2 separate regions of the Homo sapiens genome follow, and region 1 is linked to region 2. The links are chromatin loops, found by intact Hi-C in ENCODE. Cell type or tissue: IMR-90. All regions are shown on one strand. Each heading gives the region's core, and the rest is flanking DNA. Links, peaks and the distances in the headings are about the cores only.

Region 1 (8,330 bases), core at 59-8,058, 800 kb after region 2:
CATCCCCCATCCATCCATCCCCCATTCATCCATCCCACCCATCCATCCATCCATCCATCCCACCCATCCATCCATCCCACCCATCCATCCATCCATCCCACCCATCCATCCATCCATCACACCCATCCATCCATACCACCCATCCATCCATCCATCCCACCCATCCACCCATCCATCCCACCCACCCATCCATCCCACCTATCCATCCATCCATCCACCCATCCATCCATCCATCCCACCCATCCCACCTATCCATCCATCCATCCCACCCATCCATCCATCCATCCATCCATCCATCCATCCCCCATTCATCCATCCCACCCATCCACCCATCCACCCATCCCACCCACCCATCCATCCCACCTATCCATCCATCCATCCACCCATCCATCCATCCCACCCACCCATCCATCCCACCTATCCATCCATCCATCCCACCCATCCATCCATCCCACTCATCCATCCACCCATCCATTCCATGACCTTCACTCTTGAAGTCCAGCTGCCAGCACTTCACATCCAGGTTCCTGCACAGCCTTCTCATAGAGTTGTGTGCTTCCACACGGCCCCCTGGAATCCATACTCCCCGCAACAGCTAGACTAGAAGGATCTCTCTAAACAAAACTGCAGCCCTGCCTCTCTGCTTGATGATTACTTATAGCTCTAATCCTAATCCTATGAGTGCTGAACTTGGAAATGGGGGACATCACAAGCTAGCTATTTTACCTTAAGCCTGAGACTGAGTATCTCTCTCAACCTCAGGTTCTCCATTTGTAAAATGGAGAAAATAAGATCTCCAGACCTGAACCATCAACTCTGAGGGTGGGGCCCAGCAGCATGTGTTTTAATAAGGCCCCTGGATGACTCTGATGAATTCTTAAGCATGAGAACCACTGGTACATTCTAATTCACAGTATTAATCACACATACGAAATGAGTTCTTCTGGAGAATAATTTTTGTGTGGCTTCAATTTTCATCATCAAAACAACCAACTGTCTACATGAAAACTCTCCTAGTCTGCTCCTAAAATACTCTGGCGTCAGTCATGAGAACTTAAGTAAATCCTGTGATCACTTTGAATCTCAGTTTCCTCACATGTGAAATGAGAGGAGAAAACTAGAAGTGAGGTCGGCAAACTTCAGACTACAGGCCACTGCCTGTTTCTGTATGATCTGCCAATTGAGAGTGATTTTTACATTTTAAAATGATTTTTAAAAATCAAAAGGAGTATAATATGTGAACACTGCATGAAATTCAACTTGCAGCGCCCCTAAATAAACTTTCATTGAAACCCAGCCATGCCCATTCATTCACGTTTTGTCTATGGCTGCTTTTGCACCATAACGGCCGAGTAGCTGCGACAGAGAACATATGGCCATGGAGCCTACAATATTTATTACCTGACCTTTTAAAGTTTGCCAGCCTCGGGGCTAGAAGATGACTACATTCTCCTCCAGCTCCATATTTCTACAATCCTATTACTTTACAGATTTTACTGTGTTCCTATCTTCAAATATCGCTAGCTATTTACATAGCAATACACCTAGTCAGCAAGCTGAAGTTTTGAAAATGCAATTACTGCTCTAGGTCATTAATTCTAGTGAATAAACCATGTTAATGTAAAGCTGTATTACTTTGTTCCAACACTTAACCATTGCTGCGGCATTTTACATAATTCCATCTCGTGAACGAGGTCCTATCAGTGAGAACAAGCAGTGTGCTGAGGCTTCCGGAACACGCTCTAGCCCATTATCCTTGCTCAGAACATTAAGGCACTTTCTTTTTTTTTTTTTTTTTTTTTGAGACAGAGTCTCACTCTGTGGCCAGGCTGGAGTGCAGTGGCACAACCTCGGCCCACTGCAACCTCCGCCTCCCGGGTTCAAATGATTCTCCTGCCTCAGCCTCCCGAGTAGCTGGGACTACAGGCACACACCACCACGCTCAGCTAATTTTTTTTATTTTCAGTGGAGTTGGGGTTTAACCACGTTGGCCAGGATGGTCTCGATCTCTTGATCTCATGATCCGCCCACCTCAGCTTCCCAAAGTGCTGGGATTACAGGCGTGACATTAACGCACTTTTAGTGGCTGGTTTGCTGTTTACATTTCCCGTGCCTAAATCTACCCTATTCAATAATGGTTTCAATAAAGGAATTCTTCCTGAGGATCGTGCAGTGGGGAGGGGGTACCACCTTCAATGAAGAGAATGTATGTCCTGTACTGCCCCTTTCCTGGCTCATTCTCTCAGATTCCTAATTAGCCTTGGCTGCCTGCAGAGGAAGAACAGGGGGCTCCTTGGGGATGCCCCCAAGTGATGGGGGGATCAAGTCCTGCTCTTCTCATGAAAAGAATCATATTATGTTAGGGCTGAGAGGCACCTTAGAGAACATTCAGTTCAGCCCATTATGGTGAAGCCAAGAAAGTATAAGTGACTTGCCCAAGGTCAGGCAGCCTGTCTGTAGTAAATCTGGCGCTAGAGCCCACATCTCTTGACTCTAAATCCAGTGAGCTTTGCAGCATCTCAAAATCCTTTTTTGAAACGCCCGACATTCTTCTATTCCATGTCAAACTTGAGAATTTAAGGGAAGGACCCTGAGAGAGAGAACACGCTGGGTAACCTTCTGGGCAGCAGCTGACACCAGTTCATTTTCCGAGGCCTGGGGGCGGGAGAAGAGGGAAATCCCTAGGCCAGGGATTCCCCAATGAGCTCAGTGAGGAGAACCAGACTTGATTTTAATTCTTTTAAAATTTCCAATCTATTGTAGACTAATGGTTTTGTGGAGTACAATAAAAAGGAGGAAGCAGTGTTTGATTGTTTTGAAAATTTCTGACTCAATTTCAGTTCTTGCCTCATCCCAGACCAGTAACAGTTTGAGGACCGTACTCTGGAAACCACACTCTGAGCCACATTGATCTCATCCACAGACTGGTGTTGGCACAAAGGATGCAAAAGAGGCCAGAAGCTTGGAAGACCATGTTGGGAAGCCCACAGTGCCACACTGGCCCCCAGTGAATGGGCCCATGGCCAAGGGGACACTTTCAGCTCTTCAAGCTCCAGCACAGCTGCCTCTGACAGGAACCTAAAGCCTCTGACAATATCACCGAGGCTCTTCAAAGACCAACTTCTTCAAACAGTGCTTCTACCAAAAAGGAGGCACAGCTTCATCTTAGGGCAATTAGATCTGTTGAATCACTACCTTGTAACCTTCTTAAAATACAAGTGCTATCGAACCAAGGCTGAGTTTGTAATACCTTTGGAAGACTGGGCATGAATAAAGGATCCTGACACCATGAAACAGGAGTTGACACGTTATGAATCTTAGACTTTGAAGAACCTAGAAGACCATCTGCCTGAAGTAAGAGTTACCTTAATCAGCTTTGTCTCAAGCAAGAACAGACTAATGGTGAGGATAGCCCCACTGTGCAAAGGAAATGGGACAGAGGAATGGAAATTGTTGAAAATCAGAATCTTTGCAGAGTAGTATCTATGCTGCATGTGGCTCAAGGCCATACAGAAGCACCAGCAGGAAAACCCACACTGCCACGCACACTGTACCCTACCTCACCCTAAAGCCGTCCTTAAAAATGGGTTTATTTGGAAATAATGTCAAACTTATAAAAAGTTGCAAGAATATTACAGAGAATACCAACATACCCTTTATTCAAATTCACCTACTGTAATAATTTTGCCCCATCTGATTGATTACGCTCTCCTGCCTTTCTCTCTGTGTGTGTGTGTGTGTGTGTGTGTGTGTGTGTGTACAGAACCAGTTGACAGTAAGCTGCATGCACCATTGCCCTTTTATCTTATATGCTACAGTGTGTATTTCCTAAGGATAAAGGCATTCTCTTACAGAACCACAGTATATTACCAACTACAGTCAATTTCATATTGATCTAATAGCTTCATCTAACCTACTGAATTGGATTCTAATCTTGTTGACTGGCCCAATAATGTTCCTTTCTTCCCACTCCAGAAAAGATCCTTCATACTTAGTTGGCATGTCTCTATTTAGACTTCTTTAACCCAGAGTGATTACAAGCCAGTTTTATTTTGTTGAATGCTATTTGCAACTGAATTACCAATAGTCTTAACGGAAGACATGGAACTATCAGACGCATGGAGGTCCTGTTCAGTTGCCATCTTGGGTTTGGGGGGCACACTGCTGTGTTTTCAGGAAGTTTCTGTTTGAATGGGGACTTTCTGGTGCTCCCAGAGACTAAAACCCTCCTGGTGTGGTCCCAGAGTATGTCACGTTCCACACTGTGGTGAGGTCTTCCTCAATTTCCTTCATATTTGACCATTCTTGGGATAGTCAAACTAGCCACAGAGGTGTGATGGCATAAGATTGGGCCCACAGCAGCTAAGTAACCAGATTCAATCACTACAGCCCACTTATTGGCACACATCTTAATTAGGTTTTAATGCAAGTAATTTGATAACAACTCCTGGCCGTCCGCTACGGAACCGTCAATGCTGAAAGCTTTTTATTTAGCTCCTCTTCTGTCCAAACCAAGGCAGCCTCCCCGCTGACCCTTGTCAAAGAACCCCATCTGCTGGTTGCCACGGTAACTGAAGGCGACCAATTGAGCTGAACAGAGTGACTCAGAAATAAAATCTGCAGCCAAAGGAATTCTGCAAAGAGCAATAAATCATTCAGTAAAAGGGGGTCCTCCACACACTGATGAGTGTTGGGATAATATGATGGCATAACTCTTCCAGCTAGAAGGTCCATGACAGATCAGAGTGATTAGGCCTGCTGGAGGGCTCATTTGGTTTCTAGTGGGTTCCAGCAGCAGACGAGATGGAGCCTGCCCAGTTGTGTGCCACTGTGGGGGAGAAGGAATACGCGGAGTCAATTTTTAATATTTGGGCTGCAAAATTTTGCTTTTTGAGGAGTGGCAAGAGAACCAGTCTAGGCTTCCAACACCCCTTCCTCTATTTTTCAAAAGTAGCACACGTTCACAGAATGCCCCATTTTAGCCCAAAAAGCACCTTGAGCCTTGAGGAAGGTGACAAAGAACAAATACCAAGATTGCTTTGCAATATGCCAGTTTAGCACCATCTCTCTGTCATCAATCAACTTTTAGGTGTTCCAACCAGAAACCCTCTGTGTGCATAAGCCTTGGGTCCTCGCGAAAGCAGGGGAGAGCCTGGGATTCAACTCAGAGGCCCCAGAGGATCTCTGAGGATGATCTGAGAGCGGACGAGGGGTTTGTCTCTCCCCAGGACTGGGTCAGTGTTGCTTATGGAGCCCCATACACATCCTTCCCACATTAAGATTTCCTGAGTAAGAGGCGCCGGAGGGAAGGGGGAGCAGGGGCCTTCTTCCAGGCTGCTCCCGGTTACAGTACACAGTGGCCCCTCACCCCTCACACCACAGGCCATGGGTCCCAGTCACAGCCCCCACTCCTGGTGAGCACCTGCTGGGTAGACTCGGAAACCCCTGCAGGCAATAGAAAGACCCCCGCCCCAGACATGCTAAACCATCCAGACAGTATTCACTGCTATATGTCCGTCTCTTGGTTGTGTTGGGAGAAGCAAAGCTTAGTGGCGGCGGTAGAACTGCCCTGATAGCAAATGACAACAGGAGAGGGGCTGTAGGACAGGGCTCAGGGCCTGTGCGTGTCCGGGAGGGGCTGCAGGACAGAGCTTGGGCCTGTGCGTGTCTGGGGGCGGCCTGCCCTGCCAGCTCCTCTCCTCCCAGGCTGAATGCCACCTTTTACAGAGGTGCATTGGCAGGATCCGGACATTCCCCCAATCCCTGACCCACATGGCAATGGGGTACCCTATTACTAAGTCATCCCTAGAGATAATTTTCTGCTTCAGAAAAGAGCAACTGCTAAACAGAAGGTAGATTTTTCCCCGATTCTAAATGCTGCCAATAAAATGCTTCAGTCTCGGAGTTGAGTGAAATTCCGTTGACGGAGTTAGGAGCGGCTGTGCACGTTCAGGACGAGCCTCCTCCCTTACTCAACCAGTCCGAGGAGGAGCGCATCTAGCCGAGCCCTGCGCTGCCACGCCGCGTCCCGGGAGCTCCCAGCCTGCCTTCCACCCCACGCTGGGCAATTGTGCCTCTGCAGGTGGAACAGACCGCAGGGCTCCACGTGCGCCTCCCGCACGCCAGCACCTGCTCTCGGGCCACCGCGGAGCGCTCCAGGCAGGAGACACCCCTCTCCCTCGCCGGGCAGGGTGGCCTAGGCGGCCAGGTCTCAGCGCTGCCGGGCGGTGCACCGTCCTCTCGGCCTCCCTGCCCACCCAGACCTCCCGGCGGCTGCTTCGACTCTGGATACTAGGCCCGGGCTCGGCCGAGTCCCGAAGCCGCGCGAGAGGGCCTGGAGCCCGCACCTGGAGGGCAGCCGGCCGGGGCTTGGGGAGGCTGGGTGCGGAGCATCTGGCTCAGGCGACTCCACGGGGGCTCGCAGGGCCTCTGGACTTTGGCAGAAGGAGAGGATTAAACCGGGATGACGGTTGAGAGGAGGAGATGGGTGAAAGCTTCATTAACTCCATGCTCACGTCCCAAGTTCTTTCCCCTGAGAGGCAATGAGTAAAAAGGTTGATTTCCCCGCGATGGGAAAGGTGCTGCGTGATTGCATTTGCTTTTCTTACCTTTTAATTCCTTATTTGTAAACCAATGAATCATTGTTTGTCAGTGATCATGAAGGACTCAAATTTTAATAAACAGGAAAAAAAAAATCTTGGCTAATAGGCCAAAGAAATACTGCAACCCGTTTACATTTCTATGTTAGTGATTAAGCTTCTCATGTGACTTAATTGAAACTGGCAAGGATCTTGAGAACTCAAAGAAGTACTCCCCCGGCCCCCCCCCCCCCCCCCGCCGGCAACTCTCCTCCAATAACCAAACTCATTTGTAAGACCCCTCCTAAAAAGTGCCATGGAAAATGGAGCTTCCTGATTCCATAAAAATATTTTCAGTAAGTACTGCTTCATGACAGTTGTTCAGACTTGAATTCCCTTCCTCTCTTTACAAAGTTACCGTTTAGTTTCACTTCTGAGCCCTACTTCCAATTCTTTGTCTCTGCTCACTCTCCCGCTTTCTCCTCCATATTTCAATTCCCAGACACTCTTGAACTTTTGCACACGCTGCCAGTTTGAGCCTGCACAGAATAATCAGTATATTAATTCCACTCGGAGACAGTGAGATTTTTCTAACACAATCTGCCCAACCTGAACTCTTTCCTTCAGAAACACTTCGCCTTTAAAAAGAAACTTCCCAGCATGAACCTCATAAGAAGCGACATGTAACAGACAGTGCATGTGGCGCTGGGCATGCAGCTCAGAATTAAAAGAGAATTTTTTACTTTGTTTCTTCAGTGCCATGTGCATAATGTACATGTGGATGAAACTGACATCAGACATTTAAAGCAAGAAGGGGTAGGGGGAGGGGGATGTGATGGTGGCGGGAAAGAGAGAGAAAATATGTTGATAAAAACAGTAACTTCTGTTAATCTACATTTTTCAGTCACTGTCTTAATTAAGAATGTTAGGAAATATGTTGCAGTTTAATTGCATTGTTTCAAGAAATTCTAAGACTGACAAATTTGGGACCATGTACACTTGGAAGGTAAAAGAGATTAAAGTAGGGATTTCTTCCAATTGGTGGATAACAATCAAAATTATGCTTTCTACAGACACACCCCCCACACCCCCGCAGAGATCCTAAACTCGGAAGACAAAGTAAGAATATCCTAGCACTTAACATGTTCAGCATGAAATGAGTTCTGAAAATTTAAAAACGTGTTTTAAAACCTAGGTATATGAGATAAATTTTAAATACAAAGAATTGACACAGGAGAAATAGTACTTTATCTGAAATTTCTGGTGGACATTTATGTTTGTAGAAAATATTTATGAAGGAATTTGGTAACAATCTTCAAGTGATTTTCAGATGACCTTGTTTAAGATAGTAAAAGTTGTTTGCTGGAGTCACAAATCCATAAAAATAATAACAGTTTGAAGACACTTGAGATTTCTAGACTTGTGTCCTGTTCTCCTGCTGGAGTTCAGTCACACATTCTCCAGGTTTCATTTCTTTTTTTGAGGAAGCCTTTGCATTGTTCCACAGCAAATAAATTAGAATGTATTTTCATTGCTCGAAGTACCTTTGAGGGAAGCTGCAGTAGGCATGACAGCTTCCTATTTCCCACAGTTGACCATAGGTGACTCATTTTCAGCCTGGACACAGCTGACCATAAGTGAATTCATTTTTAACCTGGATGCTGCATTTCTTACTTGCTTCCGTTTTTGGGGTCATTGCCTGTGAGAAAGGAGGAAGGGCACTCTGCCCCCATGGTGTGCAGCACAGACCAG
Region 2 (8,330 bases), core at 94-8,093:
AAAATGAATGAGATCATGGCCTTTGCAGCAACATGGATAGAGCTAGAGGCCATTAGCCTAAGCAAACTAACACAGGAACAGAAAACCAAATACCACACGTTCTCACTTATAAATGGGAGCTAAACAATGAGAAAACATGGATACTAGGAGGGGGACAACACACACGGGGGCCCCCTTGAGAGTGGAGGGTGGGAGGAGGGAGAGGAGCAGAAAAAGCATCTGTTGGGTACTGGGCTTACTACCAGGGTGCCAAAATTATCTGTACACCAAACCCCAGTGCACACAGTTTACCTGCGTAACAAACCTGCACAGCCGGGCCTGGTGGCTCATGCCTGTAATCCCAGCACTTTGGAAGGCTGAAGCAGACAGATCACCTGAGGTCAGGAGTTTGAGACCAGCCTGGCCAACATGGTGAAGCCCCGTCTCTACTAGAAATATAAAAATTAGCCGGGAGTGGTGTCACGCACCTGTAGTCCCAGCTACTTGGGAGGCTGAGGCAGGAGATTCGCTTGAACCCGAGAGGTGCGGGTTGCAGTGAGCCAAGATCACGCCACTGCACTCTAGCCTGGGCAACAGGGTGAGACTGCATCTCAAAAATAAACAAACAGACCTGCACATGTAACCCTGAACCTAAAATAAAAGTTTTAAAAAAGTGATTTATATATGATCTAGAAAACTGAAAGTCTGAAGAGACTCTAGTCTCTGCCTAAACTCCACCCCTTCCCCCTAATCCCCTGACCCCTGCTCCTTCTCACACTTTTGTGAGATCAGATTTAGAGGACAGGTAACATATTACCCGTTTTATTAATAGGTTTATCCTAAATAAATAAAAAAGAATATCCTAAAATGAGATTATTTCTCCAAATAAATTAATTCATTGGATTGTATTTAAAGCTGGCAGTGCCCCCTTCTCTGTTGTTTTGCTGTCAAATTTTCCAAACTTACAAGTGTCCGTTTGCCAGTCCTGTATGTGAAGACATCCAGTCAGTCTAGCAGTGGACTCTGACACTCTCCCCCTCTGGCCTTCTGGAATCTTTTAGCCTCGTGGCTGGCACTCAAACCCAGATGTCTGAGTTTCCAAGGCTGGTGTTTTTCCATGTATTACAGAAAACTCCAAGAGATGTCTGCAGTATTATTGTGGCCATCACCAGTTCCGCTCTTGTTAGACAGTGGGTGCTTCAGGTCAGATTTGGCCATCATACCTTTAATTCCCACTCTCATTTGGCTCATGTTAAGTGTTTAAAAAGAACATGAAAAACCTCTAAAGAAAACCTCACCTTCTCGCACCTTCCTGAAGGAAAACCCAGACTGCTCTCTCTCCCTCACTGCTATCTCTCTCTCTGTCTGCTATCCCTCTCTGTCTGCTGTCTCTCCCTTACTGCTATCTCTCTCTGACTGCTATCTCTCTCTCTGACTGCTATCTCTCTCTTTGCCTGCTATCTCTCCCTCACTGCTCTCTCTCTCCCTGACTGCTATCTCTCTCTGACTGCTCTCTTTCTCCCTGACTGCTATCTCTCTCTTTGCCTGCTATCTCTCCCTCACTGCTATCTCTCTCTTTGCCTGCTATCTCTCCCTCACTGCTCTCTCCCTCACTGCTATCTCTCTCCCTCACTGCTATCTCTCCCTGACTGCTATCTCTCCCTGACTGCTATCTCTCTCTCTGACTGCTATCTCTTCCTGACTGCTATCTCTCTCCCTCACTGCTATCTCTCTCCCTCACTGCTATCTCTCTCCCTCACTGCTATCTCTCTCCCTCACTGCTATCTCTCCCTGACTGCTATTTCTCCCTCACTGCTATCTCTCCCTCACTGTTATCTCTCTCCCTCACTGCTATCTCTCTCCCTCACTGCTATCTCTCTCCCTCACTGCTATCTCTCCCTGACTGCTATTTCTCCCTCACTGCTATCTCTCCCTCACTGTTATCTCTCTCCCTCACTGCTATCTCTCTCCCTCACTGCTATCTCTCTCCCTCACTGCTATCACTCTCCCTCACTGCTATCTCTCTCCCTCACTGCTATCTCTCTCCCTCACTGCTATCTCTCCCTCACTGCTATCTCTCTGTCTGCTATCTCTCTCCCTCACTGCTATCTCTCTCCCTCACTGCTGTCTCTCCCTCACTGCTATCTCTCTCTCTGTCTGCTATCTCTCTCCCTCACTGCTATCTCTCTCTTTGTCTGCTATCTCTCTCCCTCACTGCTATCTCTCTCTCTGTCTGCTATCTCTCTCCCTCACTGCTATCTCTCCCTGACTGCTATCTCTCTCCCTCACTGCTATCTCTCTCCCTCACTGCTATCTCTCTCTCTGTCTGCTATCTCTCCCTCACTGCTATCTCTCTCCCTCACTGCTATCTCTCTCTCTGACTGCTATCTCTCCCTCACTGCTATCTCTCCCTCACTGCTATCTCTCCCTGACTGCTATCTCTCCCCGACTGCTATCTCTCCCTGTCTGTTATCTCTGTCGGACTGCTATCTCTCTCCCTGACTGCTATGTCTCCCCGACTGCTATCTCTCCCCATCTGCTATCTATCTCTGACTATCTCTCCCTGTCTGCTATCTCTCCCTGTCTGCTATCTCTCTCTGTCTGCTCTCTCTCTCTCTGACTGCTATCTCTCTCCCTGACTGCTATCTCTCTCCCTGTCTGCTCTCTCTCCCTGACTGCTATCTCTCTCCCTGACTGCTATCTCTCCCTGACTGCTATCTCTCCCTGACTGCTATCTCTCTCCCCGTCTGCTCTCTCTCCCTGACTGCTATCTCTCTCCCAGTGTGGAAGAGAGGAAGAACCTCCTATTTTCAGACATGGCCTGTGGAGAAGAAAGCCCCAGGTTGCATCCACAGGGTGGTGTCTCTGGAAGATTCTGGGATAACCCTGTAAGAGTTTGGTGGAAGAGGCCGGGTGCAATGGCTCACGCCTGTAATCCCAGCACTTTGGGAGGCCAAGACAGGTGGATTGCTTGAGGTCAGGAGTTCGAGACCAGCCTGGCCAACATGATGAAACCCCATCTCTACCAAAAATACAAAAGTTAGCTGGGCATGGTGGTGTGCACTTATAATCCCAGCTACTCGGGAGGCTGAGGCAGGAGAATCACTTGAACCTGAGAGGCGGAGGTTGCAGTGATCTGGGAGCCCACCACTGCCCTCCAGCCTGAGTGACAGAGCAAGACTCAGTATTAAAAAAAATAAAAAGAGTTAGGTGGGAGGAATGAGTGCCTTCTCTGATTCAGGCGTTCTGGCATGTCACCTCTAGGGGATTGAAGGGGGACCCTCATTCTGTAGGACAGAGGGATAACCTTTCACCTCCATCCCCCAGATGTGCCCCAGGATCTCCTGTAGACACAGCCTACCTCCCCCTCCTATAATCCTCACCAGCGAGCACACTTGGGGTGCTGGTGACTCATCCTGGATCCTAAGGGAGGCTTCCTGAGGATGGGCCTAGTGAACCAAACTTGGAGACAGAAGGTGAGTATGGAGACAGCGGAGCCCAGCCCGGAGGGAAGATGGCCTGGACATGAGTCATCCGTCCTCATCATTCGCCCAAGGATTCGATGTTCCTTTGGCTGGCATCTATTTTCTCTTTGCAAAACTATTGATCCTGCTGCCAAATGTACCCTAAGCCTACCTTATGCATCAGTGAGATGAATGATAAATTCAGTAACCTGAGGACACAGTAACGAGAGGGCACAGAGGACAGTGACTTGGACTTTCATCAGTAGACTTAACACTGGTTGGGCCACGGCCCGAGCAGGACTGAAATTTAGCAGGAGATGAGGACAGTAACATTTGGGTTTGTTCACCAAGCCCCCAGCTTGGCACCAGAAATTTTTGGCTTTCTGCAAACAGCTGCACAGAAGCAGTGGCCAAACCCAGCTAGTGTGTGATGAGTCATCTTGCGTCAGCATCGTGCAGCACAGACATCCTATGAGGGCTCCTTTAGCTGCTGTGTCTGGTTTGGGCTTTTTCCAAAAGACGAGGGAGCCAAATACCTAAGCCCCCACACTAATGAGCACTTTGCGATTCCATGTAAGCAAAGTTATTTCACCTCCCAAGACGCATCTACACTCCTCATTATTCATTGGCTGGCCCCGTGAAGCAAGGCCGAAGAAACTGACTTGACTTAAATCAGAAAAATGAAAACGGAGAGGACTTGGCAGTATGTATCTTTAGGAAAGCATGAGACAGTGTAAAGTCCTTCTCTTTATTCTGAGGCCAGGGCTTTAGACTATAGTAAGGTTAGTCATTGAAACCGATTTCAAGTTTCTAAAGTTTTACCAAGTATGATGATAGAAACTACTTCTCTAGGGATTTTTAATATATTCATGTGCATATGATTTTAAAGTGGACAAGGCACTCTTCATATGCATGATCTTATGTAAACACTACAAAACTCCAAGAATCAAACATTTATTATGACCTCCATTTTACAGATGAGAAAACAGGTTCCTAAAAATGAAATTATTTGCTCAGGGATGATGTCACAAATCACTGACAGAGCTTAAACGCAGGAACCAACATTCTGACTCCAAATCCCATTGATGTTTTCCCCAAACGATACAAGAAATGTCTTAAATGAAAGTCCATGTGAATATTTTGAAGAACCCTTCCAACGTCTTACCTAGACTGTTTTGTGATGCTGAGAAATTGATCTACACGTGTGCATCCCTCACATGGCCACAAGATGGCAGGGTAGCCTCGATGATTGAGAAATTGGCTTCATTCCTTGCACCAGTAGAGGGCTGTAGTTCCATGTTTCAAAAAGTAAGACATGGAAAAAAAAAAAAAAAAAAAAGAAAAGAAAAGAAAAGAAAAACAAAACAAAACAAAACAAAACCCATCAGTGTCTACATTGATGAAATAGGATGGTGGGAGGTTTGTTTTTCTTTTTGCCTTTTCTTTTTTAAATTAGGCAGTGAGAGTTCAAACAAACAAGTCTCCATTTTCACCTCTGTGTTTGCTTTTGGAGGCACGAGGTCAGGACTTGGGCCAGCCGCCTAGCCTACATTATTCATCTGTCCAGTTCCAGCCCTGGAACAAATGTGAAGAAATGAAGTAGCTTCAGTGGAGGGAAAACAGTGTTGTTATTGTTGCTGGTGACAGTTCTATTTGCCAACAAACATAAAAACATACTTTGGAACCCAAATGGGCTTGTCAGAGGGAACTTTTGTTCCATGTTTGGGCTGGGATGCTTCCAGATAGAAATCAGGCTGGCATTTGAACTTCAGGAGGCAGGGAGAGAGCTGTGCACAGCAGCTACTGACCCGAAAGGCCAGGCCATCAGCTGCAGTTTTCATCTGGGTGTCGTTTGACCACAGCCCACGCGGCTCCGGGTTGCCAACTGGGGTCACTGCCCTGAATGGGTATTATGGGGGAGGAGAGCAGGGCAGGCAGGCCAGGAGGATGGGCTTGCCACAAAAGGGGATTAACAGGCTTTGGATTCTGAGTTTTTGGAAGGTGGTTCTCACTTTGGGGCTTTGGGATGGTGAAAGCGGTCGTGATTCTGGGGGATTTATTTGCTGTAAGGTCTCAATTATCCCAAGACTGTTGGCAGCACCTTGGAGATCCCTTTGCTACATGGATTAATTACTCCAGGGATAAAGCCATCCTCGCTGTGTCTGCTGGTGAGTGTTTAGGGTCCGCGAACTCATGTAAATGCCAGTCTAAGGAAGCATAATTCAGAAGGCCAATCTGCCCATCCCCTGCTACTGTTACATAATTCAAGGTGAAGGTCCCAACCACAGCTGTCCGGGGGCTGCCTCCTCCCTCGCAGATGGAAGAAGCTTGCTTGATGGACTGGACTTACACTAATACGCTATCTATTTGGAAAGAAGAGATGGCGATAAATTACTACCATGGTGAATATCATTAAAATGCCGCAGAACCAAAAGCACTGTGTGAATGTTAACTCCAGGCACCTCGCATAGCCACTCCACAAAGCTCCGGTATCACCCAACACTTTAAATTGAGCTCTAAAGCTGGAAAGGCATCTTAGAGATTAGCGGGTCCAGACGTTCGTGTCTAAGACAGCAAGCTCCCCCTAGGAGGAGTTCAAGAAATGTTTGGTGAATGAGTGAGCCTTTCATTTTACAAATCATGTAACAGCCCCTGGGAAGTGAAGCAATTGCCCCCATCGCACACCTCATTGGTGGCAGACCAGGCACTACGGCACAGCTGGCTAACTCTCAGGTTAGTCCTGTTTCAATTCCATTTTGCTGCCTAGCATTTAAAAAACTCATTTTTATTTTGTTGCTTTTTTCTTTTCAAGCCTTCTTTTGATCTACAGTTCGCTTCAGAACTACACAGTGATGAGGCGGAAACCTCTTGGTTCTCACCTTCAGATTCATTTGGTCTCAATTTCCAACCACTGGGCCTTGTAAACCTTAACTGGCTCTAGAGCTAAATAGTTCAATTTCCAGCATTCAGCCTCAGATTTATGGACACTTACGATAGAAGACTCAAATGTATTCCAATAGATCAGGGGTTGAAAACTTTTCTGGAAAGGGCCAGATAGTCAATACTTTAGGCTTTGCAGGCCATACAGGCTCAGTTACAACTATTCACTTTTGGGGTTTTAGCGTACAAGCAGCTGTAGAGAATACGTACATGAATGAGCATGGCTGTGTTCCAGTGTAAGAGAAAAATAGGCAGGAGGGGAAACAAATTCGGCCCTTGGGTCAAAGTTTGCTGACATTGCAAAGGAGGACTTGGTCTGTGACTTAGTATTTTCCAGCATATTCCAGATCTAAGCAAAGATGTATCATTCATTTTTGTAGAGTCCTTTCACATTCCCAGTCTATCCACCCACCTTAAATAGAATTCTTAATTTTTTCAATCAGAGACTTGACAGTCCTTATGAGGAAATGTATCTGTGTGGTGCTCTTGGGTTTATGTGTCAGGAAGTCTGGGTTTGTGAGATAGTGTCTTGGCTTGGCTTGGCTGGGTGGTTTGAGCAACAACATTTTATTCCTGAGTTCTGAAGGTGGGAGGCTGGGAAGTCTAAGATCAAGGAGCAGGCCGATCCAGAGTCTGGCGAGGGTCCCCTTCCTGGTTGGCAGGTGGCTTTTTCTCACTGTATCTTCATGTGGCAGAGAGAGTGAGAGAGTGCTCTTGTGTCTGTTCTCATAAGGGCACTAATTCCATTCATCAGGGCCCCACCCTTATGACCTGATCATCCCCCAAAGGCCCCACCTCCAAATACTGTCACATTGGAGAGTAAGGCTTCAACATATGAATTTTGGGGACATACACACATTCAGTTCATAGCTATAGGTAGGTAAAGCCAACACAATAGCAAACTTTAGAGATGAAGAAACTGAAGGAGGAGGATTGGAGGCTGGAATCTTAACTGTCTAATATGTACCCAACACTATGCTGTGCCAAGCACGGTACTACGTTACTGAATCCTTGCAAGATCTGGGGGAGATTTTCATTATTATGCCAACTTTATAGATAAATACTGAGAGATTAGATAATGTGCTCAAGTCTTATTCTAGGAAGCAGCAGAGCTCTGTCTAGAACTCTATCTAGTTCTGTCTGACTCTAATGCATGCTCCGTCCCCTGCCCCACACTGAAGAGTTCATTCTTACAAGTCATCACCTGTTCGAGAGGCAAGGATGGCATACTAATAATCTGTCCACACTTAATTCCCATACACTTGCTAGGAGCCTGATGTTTGTTGAATGTTAAAGTAAGTGCTTGAAGGGATGATTAGTATTTTTTTTTTTTTTGATGGAGTCTTGCCCTGTCGCCCAGGCTGGAGTGCAGTGGTGTGATCTCGGCTCACTGCAACCCTGCCTCCAGGGTTCAGGCAATTCTCCTGCCTCACCCTCCTGAGTAGCTGGGATTACAGGTGTGCACCACCACGCCCTGCTAAATTTCTGTACTTTTAGTAAAGACAGGGTTTCACCATGTTGGCCAGGCTGGTCTCAAACTCCTAACCTCAAGTGATCCACCCACCTCAACCTCCCAAAGTGTTGGGATTACAGGCGTGAGCCACCGCACATGGCTGACAAGATCTTTTAATTGTACACTTTAATCTAATATTCTCTTTAACAATAACTGTCTATCCCTGTCCCAAATCAGCTTGGCTACCAGATTTGAGTTATTAGGTGCAGGAATTCCCCCCTTCTTGCCCATGACATTAGGAGAGGTGGTGGTGGTGGTTTAGGAGTCCTCCCATGCCCAGTCAGTGCTGGGGCAGGAGTAGCGGTGCCCATGGGAGGCAGGGTTGCCAGGCTGTGTGTGGGGCCTGGGGAGAGAGCTCCTACTTCTTCATAGAATCCCTGTTTTCCGCTCTGGGTGGGCACAGGAAAGTCACTGATGGAAACAAAAGCACCATC

The links. A loop is a pair of places that touch in the nucleus more often than their neighbours do. Peaks named below come from ENCODE experiments on the same cell type or tissue, not always from the same donor. Only the 100,000 strongest peaks of a DNase experiment are listed, where the experiment ranks them.
Region 1: it touches region 2 in a loop (11-fold over the local background); 17 of 110 quality-filtered maps call a loop at or near these places.

What each region holds. Positions count from the first base shown.
Region 1 is chr1:243,472,429-243,480,758 of GRCh38, reverse strand. All of the region lies in intron 16 of SDCCAG8 (SHH signaling and ciliogenesis regulator SDCCAG8), which reads right to left. Among named protein-coding and RNA genes, the nearest start is that of MIR4677, 130 kb to the right of the region's middle. RefSeq lists silencers at 4,458-4,752, 4,773-4,946. In IMR-90, for the core only: a CTCF peak has its summit at 4,553; a DNase peak (open chromatin) is centred at 4,558; H3K4me3 peaks cover 624 bases; H3K27ac peaks cover 743 bases.
Region 2 is chr1:244,269,555-244,277,884 of GRCh38, reverse strand. The region is part of intron 1 of LOC105373262 (a long non-coding RNA gene); the gene reads left to right. Among named protein-coding and RNA genes, the nearest start is that of SPMIP3, 79 kb to the left of the region's middle. RefSeq lists a silencer at 4,597-4,823. In IMR-90, for the core only: a CTCF peak has its summit at 4,689 (motif pointing right); DNase peaks (open chromatin) are centred at 3,434, 3,934 and 4,674; H3K4me3 peaks cover 292 bases; H3K27ac peaks cover 666 bases.